Linked DNA regions of Homo sapiens: region 2 is linked to region 1. Evidence: read pairs that join two places in POLR2A ChIA-PET (ENCODE). Cell type or tissue: MCF 10A. All regions are shown on one strand.

Region 1 (4,000 bases):
GAATCGCTTGAACCCAGGAGGCGGAGGTTGCAGTGAGCTGAGATCATGCCACTGCACTCCAGCCTGGGCAACAGAGCGAGACTCCTTCTCAAAAAATAAATAAATAAATAAATTAGTCAGGTGTGGTGGTGCACACCTATAGTCCCAGCTACTTGGGAGGCTGAAGTGGGAGTATCACTTGAGCCCAGGGGTCTGAGGCTGTAGTGAGCTAAGATTATGTCATTGCACTTTAGCCTGGAAGAAAGAACAAGACCCTGTTTTTTAAAAAGAGGAGAGAGAAAGTGTGAAAAGACAGCCCTCAGAATGGGAGAAGGAAATTGCAAATCATGTATCTGATAAAAAATCTACTATCCAGAATATATAAAGCATTATTATTATTATTATTATTATTATTTTTGAAATGGAGTTTCGCTCTTGTTGCCCAGGCTGGAGTGCAATGGTGCGATCTTGGCTCACCACAACCTCCGCCTCCCGGGTTCAAGCACTTCCCCTGCCTCAGCCTCCTGACTAGCTGGGATTACAGGCGTGTGCCAGCATACCCAGCCAATTTTTTTTGTATTTTTAGTAGAGATGGGGTTTCTCCATGTTGGTCAGGCTGGTCTCGAACTCCTGACCTCAGGTGATCCGCCTGCCTGGGCCTCCCAAAGTGTTGGGATTACAAGCGTGAGCCACCGCACCTGGCCGTATAAAGCACTGTTACAACCTAACAACAATGAAGACATACAACCCAGCTTAAAAATGGACAAAGAACTTGAATAGACATTTATTCAAAGAAGATACACAAAGGGCCAACAAGCACATGAACAGATAGATGCTCAACATCACTAATCATCAGGGAAATGCAAATCAAAATCACAACATGATATCAGTTTACAACCACTACGATGGCATAACAACAGAAATTAACAAGTGTTGACAGCGTCTTAGTCCACTTGTGCTGCTGTAACACAACTCCATGGACTGGGTAAATTATAAATAGAAATTTATTTTCTCACAACTCTAGAGGTTGGGAAGTCCAAGATTAAGGCTCCAGCAGACTTGGAGTCTGGCGAGGGCTGCTCTCTTTGCTTCCAAGATGGTGCCCTGTTACTTCATCTTCCAGAGGGGATGACCACTGTGTTCTCGGGAACAGAGAAGGGGTAGAAAGATGAGGCTCCTAGCAGGAAACCCTGGCACATCCCATCTCCCTCAGTCTCTTCTCTGAGTCCTCTCTCTAAGGGGCCTGGAGGGATGGACCAGGTACCTGTTGGGAAAGGAAAGCTGTCAGCCTTTAGGGCCACACTTAAATGGGACATGAGGGCCCAGCACCCTGAGGGTGGGGCTTGACATCAGATCCTGGGTCAATAATTGAGGAGGCTGGCAGTGCAGTTACTTGTGTAAGCCTGTAAGTGTTCAGCCTCAGTTTCCTATCTAAGAAGCCACAGGTGATACTGGAGAGAGAGAGAGAGATGACCTGGGCTGATTTCCCCAGAGAGCCTGGCCCCAGAGACACAGATCTGGGTTAGTATCTCAGTTTTACACCTAAAAACTTAGTAAATCTTTGTAAGGTTACCAATCCCTTGGAGCCTCAGCTTCGTTGTCTGTAAAATGGGGACAATAATACCTGCAGAAGACTGTAGTGAAGGAAAAGTGAAGAAAGTTTATACCGTGCCTCATTCCCCAAACATTTTGAGGCAGTGAGATGATGTACGCAGAGGACCTGGACCAGTAAGCCTCCTTTGCTGTGTTCCCTCTCCCCTCCACATCCTGTCCCTTCCTCCCTCCCAGGCTGCCTTCATGACCTCACCTGTTTCCCACCCGCGATTTCAGGAAAGGGTCTGATAATCCTATCCCACGCAGAAAGCCGGTCTGTGTGGGAGCCCAGGGCCCCAAGACTGGCAGAGAGGAATGGGGGGAAGACAGGGTCTCACCAGGGTCCCTGACAACCCAGCTTTGCCCAGTGTAAGCCCGGCTGGTTTCCACCAGGTGTTCAGGGGTCACTCCAGCTCACAATCCATTTGCACTGAAGTTGTACCTGTGGCCATGGCAGCACGGTACCAGCTTGCAAACACACCCTGCCCCTGCCCCCTGCTTCCTAGCGGACCTGCCTCTCCCCCAGATCCAGCCACCACACTCACCTCTCCAGGCACCCCGCTGGCCAGGCCCCAGCGCGCATGCCTTCACGCGGCTGTAATCACAGCACCCCTTCCAGCTGCTTGCGCGGGCTTCCAAGTTGCAACACAGTCCTCGGAACTTTGCTTTCTAGTGCCGTCAAGGCAAAGCACGTAACTCCAGAGCCACACCCTTGCCCTGAGTGGTTTTCCCCTTCTTTCGGGTTATTTCATCAGGGTAAATTCCCAGCAATCAGAGTCTTGAGCTAGAGAACATGGTATTTGTATGGTTCTCGCTGCTTATTGCCAAATTATTTTCCCACAGGCTTGTGTGCTTTTGCTATGAATAAATGAATAGATTGAATAGATGAGTTTGACTATACCATTACTGCCATTGAGCTTTTTTTTTTTTTTCTTTTTTTTAGACAGAATCTCACTCCATCACCCAGGCTGGAGTACAGTGACGTGATCTCAGCTCACGGCAACCTCCACCTCCTGGGTTCAAGCAATCCTCCTGCCTCAGCCTCCCGAGTAGCTGGGATTACAGGTGTGCGGCCACCATGCCTGGCTAATTTTTATATTTTTAGTAGAGACAGGGTTTCACAATGTTGACAGGGTGGTCTCGAACTCCTGACCTCAAATGATCATCCCTCCTCAGTTTTTCAAAGTCCTGGGGTTACAGACATGAATGAGCCACTTCACCTGGCCTCATTGATTCTTACCATTAACTTTTCAAAATTTTTGCAAATAGCTTTTTTTTGTATGTGTGTGACAGGGTCTCACTCTGTCACCCAGGCTGGAGTGCAGTGGCACAATCATAACTCACTGCAGCCTTGAACTCCTGGACTCAGGTAAACCTCCTGCCTTAGCCTCCTGAGTATTTGGGATTGCAAAGACCTTTATTTTTGTTTCTATAAATAAAAACTGCTTGTCAAAATATTCTTACACTATAGACCAATAGGAAGGCCTCTGGTAAACAGATATCTTACACCAAATAACCGTACATTTTTAGTCTGCCGTCATAGCTCTTCCTGAAAAACATATCCCATGTTATCTCCACGTCCTTCATAGGATATTTTCCTGCATGATTGTAATGCTATTATGACACTTAGTGGTCAGGAAGTCTTTGATGTCATCTAATGCCCTGTCCACAGTCACACTTCCCCATTGCCTGAAAAATAAAGTCTCTTTTCATGTCTTTTGTTCAAATAGAATCCAAACACAGGCCACACGTATCTGGGTGTTGTGCTTCTTAATTCTCTTGTAACCTAGAGCGCCCCCTCTTCCCTTCTCGCGGTTGGCTTGCGGCACGAGCTGGTTTCTGTCCTGCAGAGGGACCCTCCCTCCCGATCTGGGCTGCCTTGAGGTGTTGTTTAATGCGACCCTCCATCCCCTTCCTCCTTGAAACTGGAAGTCAGTCGTAAAGCGAATGCGCAGGATTCAGGCTCAACTTTTTTGGCAGGAAGTCTCAGGGGTGGGGCTGGGAGCATCCTCACACATTCCTTTTGGAGGCACAGGGCATCTGGCTGCTCCTGTCTTGGGGATACAGTCAACAGCCCCTCCAAGGTAACTGTCCCCATCGACATTCTAGGTGTTGATCAGTGCCTGTGGCTCAGCGGTCAGCAAGGATCTACTCCTCAGCTCACTGCTGAGGGGAGCAGTGATTCCCTCATTCACTCATTCATTGAAGCTTTCCAGTTGAAAATAAATCTGGAAAGAGGAAGGAAGCTGGCGTTCATGGAGCACCTTCTAATGTGCTGGCACAGTGCCTGACGCTGTGTTGTACTGTTTTATTGATCTATTTAATTTATTTATTTTATCTATTTATTTTAGACAGAGTCTTGCTGTTGCCCAGGCTGGAGTGCAATGGCATGATCTCGGCTCACTGCAAACTTCCCCTCCTGGGTTCA
Region 2 (4,000 bases), 59 kb before region 1:
CATCAAATATTTAACCAAAGTTTGGGCAATGGAGCACAACATAAGTGCAAACCTAGTATATGGCATATGAAAGCAAATCTTATCCTTCTAGTAACTGAAGGCTGAAAATTGTAATATTATGAGTTTACATCAGATAATCTCTACCGCTAATGAGGACAAATCTTCTTCTTCTAGTAACTGAAGGCTGAAAATTGTAATATTATGATTTTACATCAGATAATCTCTATCGCTAATGAGAAAGAGTTTTTTTTATTGTTTTTGAAATCACATAAAATTCCGCAGGCAAAACAATTTTGTATCACCAAATAAAAATGCAATAATTTCAACCAATAGATCAGGGGAACGTTTGGAAACATACACGCAATATACATTATAAATTTATTTCCAAAGTTTTGGACTTAAGGAAACAAAGCTGGTGACTAACACAGGTGCCTACCTTCTCTCGACCCTGTCTCCTCTTTAAACTATTACCCTTCTTTCCTTCTCTTCTAGTTTAAATTTTTGCAAATAGTAGTCTATAACCTTCTTCATCTTAACCTCCCATTTGCTCCTCCGCCCAATCTACTATCTGACTTATATATGCCCTGGTCCCATAAAAATTTTCCCTGCATTCATTCCCCCACCTGTCAAATCCTATCAACCCATTTCCAGATCTCATCCCACCCTAAACCTGGGCACAATGATGACTACTGAAAACTCCTTCTTTCTTGGCACTATGACCTCTCTCGGCATCTGTAGCGTTACTCTCTCCTGTTCTGCCCTTGTCTCTTCAACCATTTCAATGCTGTCCAAAACAAAATATTAGCTGTTCCTTAGGGTTCCCTTAGTCCTCTCCTCTTGTGGTCCATAAGTTTCACACTTGCATATATGCATACTTTCATTCCCTTCAGCAGAGTCCATAATTCTTAACTGATTCTCAAATGGAGATCTTACCTCTGTCAAAAGGGTGAAAAACATTTGTTCACACACTCTTCCTGAGTAATCCCCTAACTTCCAATGCCAACTATACAATGACCAAATCTATCAAACCCCAAACCGCTCTCTGGTCCAGATATCTGTTAGACATATCCACCTAAGTATCCAGGAGGTATGTCAAACTTAACAGGATCAAAAATCAAACTATTCTACTTTCCTCGTCCAAATCTGTTCTTCTGTTTCCCAAGTTAAATCATACCAACAGTTCTCTAAGCTAAACAAGTTCTGAATCATACTCAACTCTTTCCTATTTTTATAGCTCATGGCTAGTCTGTCCCTAATTCTGGTATCCTGTGCTTTTCTATCCCCTATGCTGATGTACTTGAGCTCTCACAGGACGTAAATGAACTCTAACTCCTTTAATCCAGCTTCTACATTTTCATTATGTGCCTCCTGAAAAAGTATGTTACATGAACCACTTGCTCACCCATATCCACCTAAACTCTCACTGGATTTCTATCATATACAGGAAATCTCAACACTTTAAGAAAAACCCTACAACTATTCACAAGCTGTTTCTGACCACTCTTCCTGTCCCTCTCATCCCTGTGTCTTATGCTCCACAGCCCATGTTGTTCCCAATATGCTGTTCCTTCTCCCTGTCCTACTCAACCTAACAAATCCCTATCCATCCTTTAAAATCCAGCTTAAAGACCTCTGAGATGACTCCCTGGGTTTTCCAAGCAGAATGACTTTCTCCTTCCTTAGCATGCCCAAAATGCTTTGTGCTTTCTTAATTACTGTATAACCCGATGAGTACTCTATTGGTTCATTTGTCCTTCTCCACAACACTATAAACCTACTTGGGACAAAAGACTCTAAGCCCCACAAAGGTAGCATGTTACCTGACACATAGATTGTTCAACAAGTATTTTTGAAACTGAGTTATAGTACTATTTAAAACTAGTATTAAACAAGTATAATCAACTATAAAACTTGTTTTGAAAACGTGCATTTGAATTAGCCAGGCATGATGGCAGGTGCCTGTAGTCCCAGCTACTCAGGAGGCTGAAGGAGAATGGCGTGAACCCGGGAGGCGGAGCCTGCAGTGAGCCTAGATAGCGCCACTGCACTCTAGCCTGGGCAACAGAGTGAGACTCCATCTCAAAAAAAAAAAAAAGAAAAGAAAAGAAAAAGAAAACGTGAATTTGGCCAGGTGCAGTGGCTCACACCTATAAACCTAGCACTTTGGGAGGCCGAGGCAGGAGGACTGCTTGAGCCCAGGAGTGTGAGACCAAACCGGGCAACGTAGAGAGACCTCATCTCTACTAAAAATAAGAAAAATCAGCCAGGTGTGGTGGCACACACCTGTGATACCAGGTACTCAGGAGGCTCGGGTGAACCTGGGAGGTCAAGGCTGCAGCAAGTCATCATCACTCCAGCCTGGGTGACACAGAGTGAGACCCTGTCAAGAAAGAAAAGGAAAAGGAAAAGCAAAAGAAAGAAAAAGGGGGGAAAAAAAAAGAAAAGAAAAGGTGAATTTGTTCCACTGTGATTGATACACAAATTAGAGAACAATTTGAGCACAATCCATATTTCCTGTTTATTTATGTGCTATTCTGTCACATAAACACTAGATGAAGGGAGAAAGCTTGCACCCAGCCGAACTGAACTGTGTAGAAATACATGAAACACACTTCAAACACCCACCAGCTAAGTCAGTTTATTATGGGTTAAGAGCCACACCTATTTGCTTCTCGTGTTACAACCTTCCATCTGATTATAAGTAATTCTTCTACCACTTCACAGTAACTCACCAGCAGCAACCTTTCTGACATCCCTTTCCACAAGCAAACCAGGGCTTTTTCAAAGAAAATGCCACATTTATTACAGTATCTATATATTTCTTAACCATTCAACGTGTAAAACTGTTCTATCATTTTTACCAGGTTCCTTTTTTAAATGTGTCACTGATAAAGCTTTAGAGTGCTGTACCCCAACCCCATTTGTAAGTCATTTCTACTGCACGATTCTGCAAAGCAGTGATTTTTAGGAACCTGTATGTTGCTTTACAGCAGAACTGACTGTATAAATTAACAGTTGTATGAGAACTTCTTAGACCTTAAGCTAGTCTCACTATTCCAATTCCAATAATTTACTAGAGAGAAAACTGCCTTCCCCCCAAAATTTCACAAAATGTTTACAACCCATATCCTAGCAAACCATCAGGATACTGGTAACTTTTTAAGCTTGGTGGCTTTGATTTCAAGTGGACATAGGGTTGAATTTTCCAGCTTAAGGTCTATAGCCTGCCTAAGCCTAACTCAGAAGACAAGTATTCTCAACACCTGAACTTTCATGAGTAACATTTTATAACTTTCATTGTTTTGACTGCTTTTAACTTCTTCCAAAACATACTGACACTTTGATTTTAAATGACCCTGTATTATAGAGCAACTGGGCATAGCCCTAAAGTCCCTTAAGGGACCACAGACTCAGAAGACACCATATCCAAGTTAAAAATAGATCCAGGCCAGGCATGGTGGCTCACGCCTGTAATCCCAGCACTTTGGGAGGCCAAGGTGGGCAGATCACTTGAGGTCAGGAGTTTAAAGCCAGCCTGGCCAACATGGTGAAACCCTGCCTCTACTAAAAATACAAAAAAATTAGTCGGCGTGGTGGCAGGAGCCCGTAATCCCAGCTACTCGGGAGGCTGAAGCAGGAGAATGGCTGGAACCCAGGAGGCGGAGGTTGCAGTGGGCCGAGATCGCGCCACCGCACTCCAAGTGAGCCTTCATCTCAGAAAAAAAGAAGAAAACAGATTCAAAGTCACTAACTCCATACTATCTCAAATATACACTTGTAGGGCCTCCACTCTATTCTCCACAGGGATGCCAAAGTGACCTCCAAATCGCCTTGCTCCTCTGCTAACAATATTTTGGCTCTCTCTTCTGCTGTCAGATAAGGCTATACACTTCCCTTTTAGCTTAGCAAGGCTGGTCCTTCAAAATCTAGACCAGACACACCTTTGCAGGCTCATCTCGAGTCATTCCCACTGTTCCAGTAACACCTTATCACTAGCCTT

The links. ChIA-PET counts read pairs that join two places held together with the same protein. Peaks named below come from ENCODE experiments on the same cell type or tissue, not always from the same donor. Only the 100,000 strongest peaks of a DNase experiment are listed, where the experiment ranks them.
Region 2: POLR2A ChIA-PET joins it to region 1 with 5 read pairs; 4 of 35 experiments call an interaction of 5 or more read pairs at or near these places.

What each region holds. Positions count from the first base shown.
Region 1 is chr5:180,439,973-180,443,972 of GRCh38, reverse strand. LOC124901152 (a long non-coding RNA gene) reads right to left here and starts at 2,214. Exons shown (of 2, transcript XR_007059086.1): 1 at 2,118-2,214; 2 at 733-1,243. RefSeq lists an enhancer at 1,386-2,585. In MCF 10A, no CTCF peak of the experiment used is centred here; a DNase peak (open chromatin) is centred at 2,282.
Region 2 is chr5:180,498,537-180,502,536 of GRCh38, reverse strand. The region is part of intron 1 of CNOT6 (CCR4-NOT transcription complex subunit 6); the gene reads right to left. Among named protein-coding and RNA genes, the nearest start is that of CNOT6, 6.2 kb to the right of the region's middle. In MCF 10A, no CTCF peak of the experiment used is centred here; no DNase peak of the experiment used is centred here.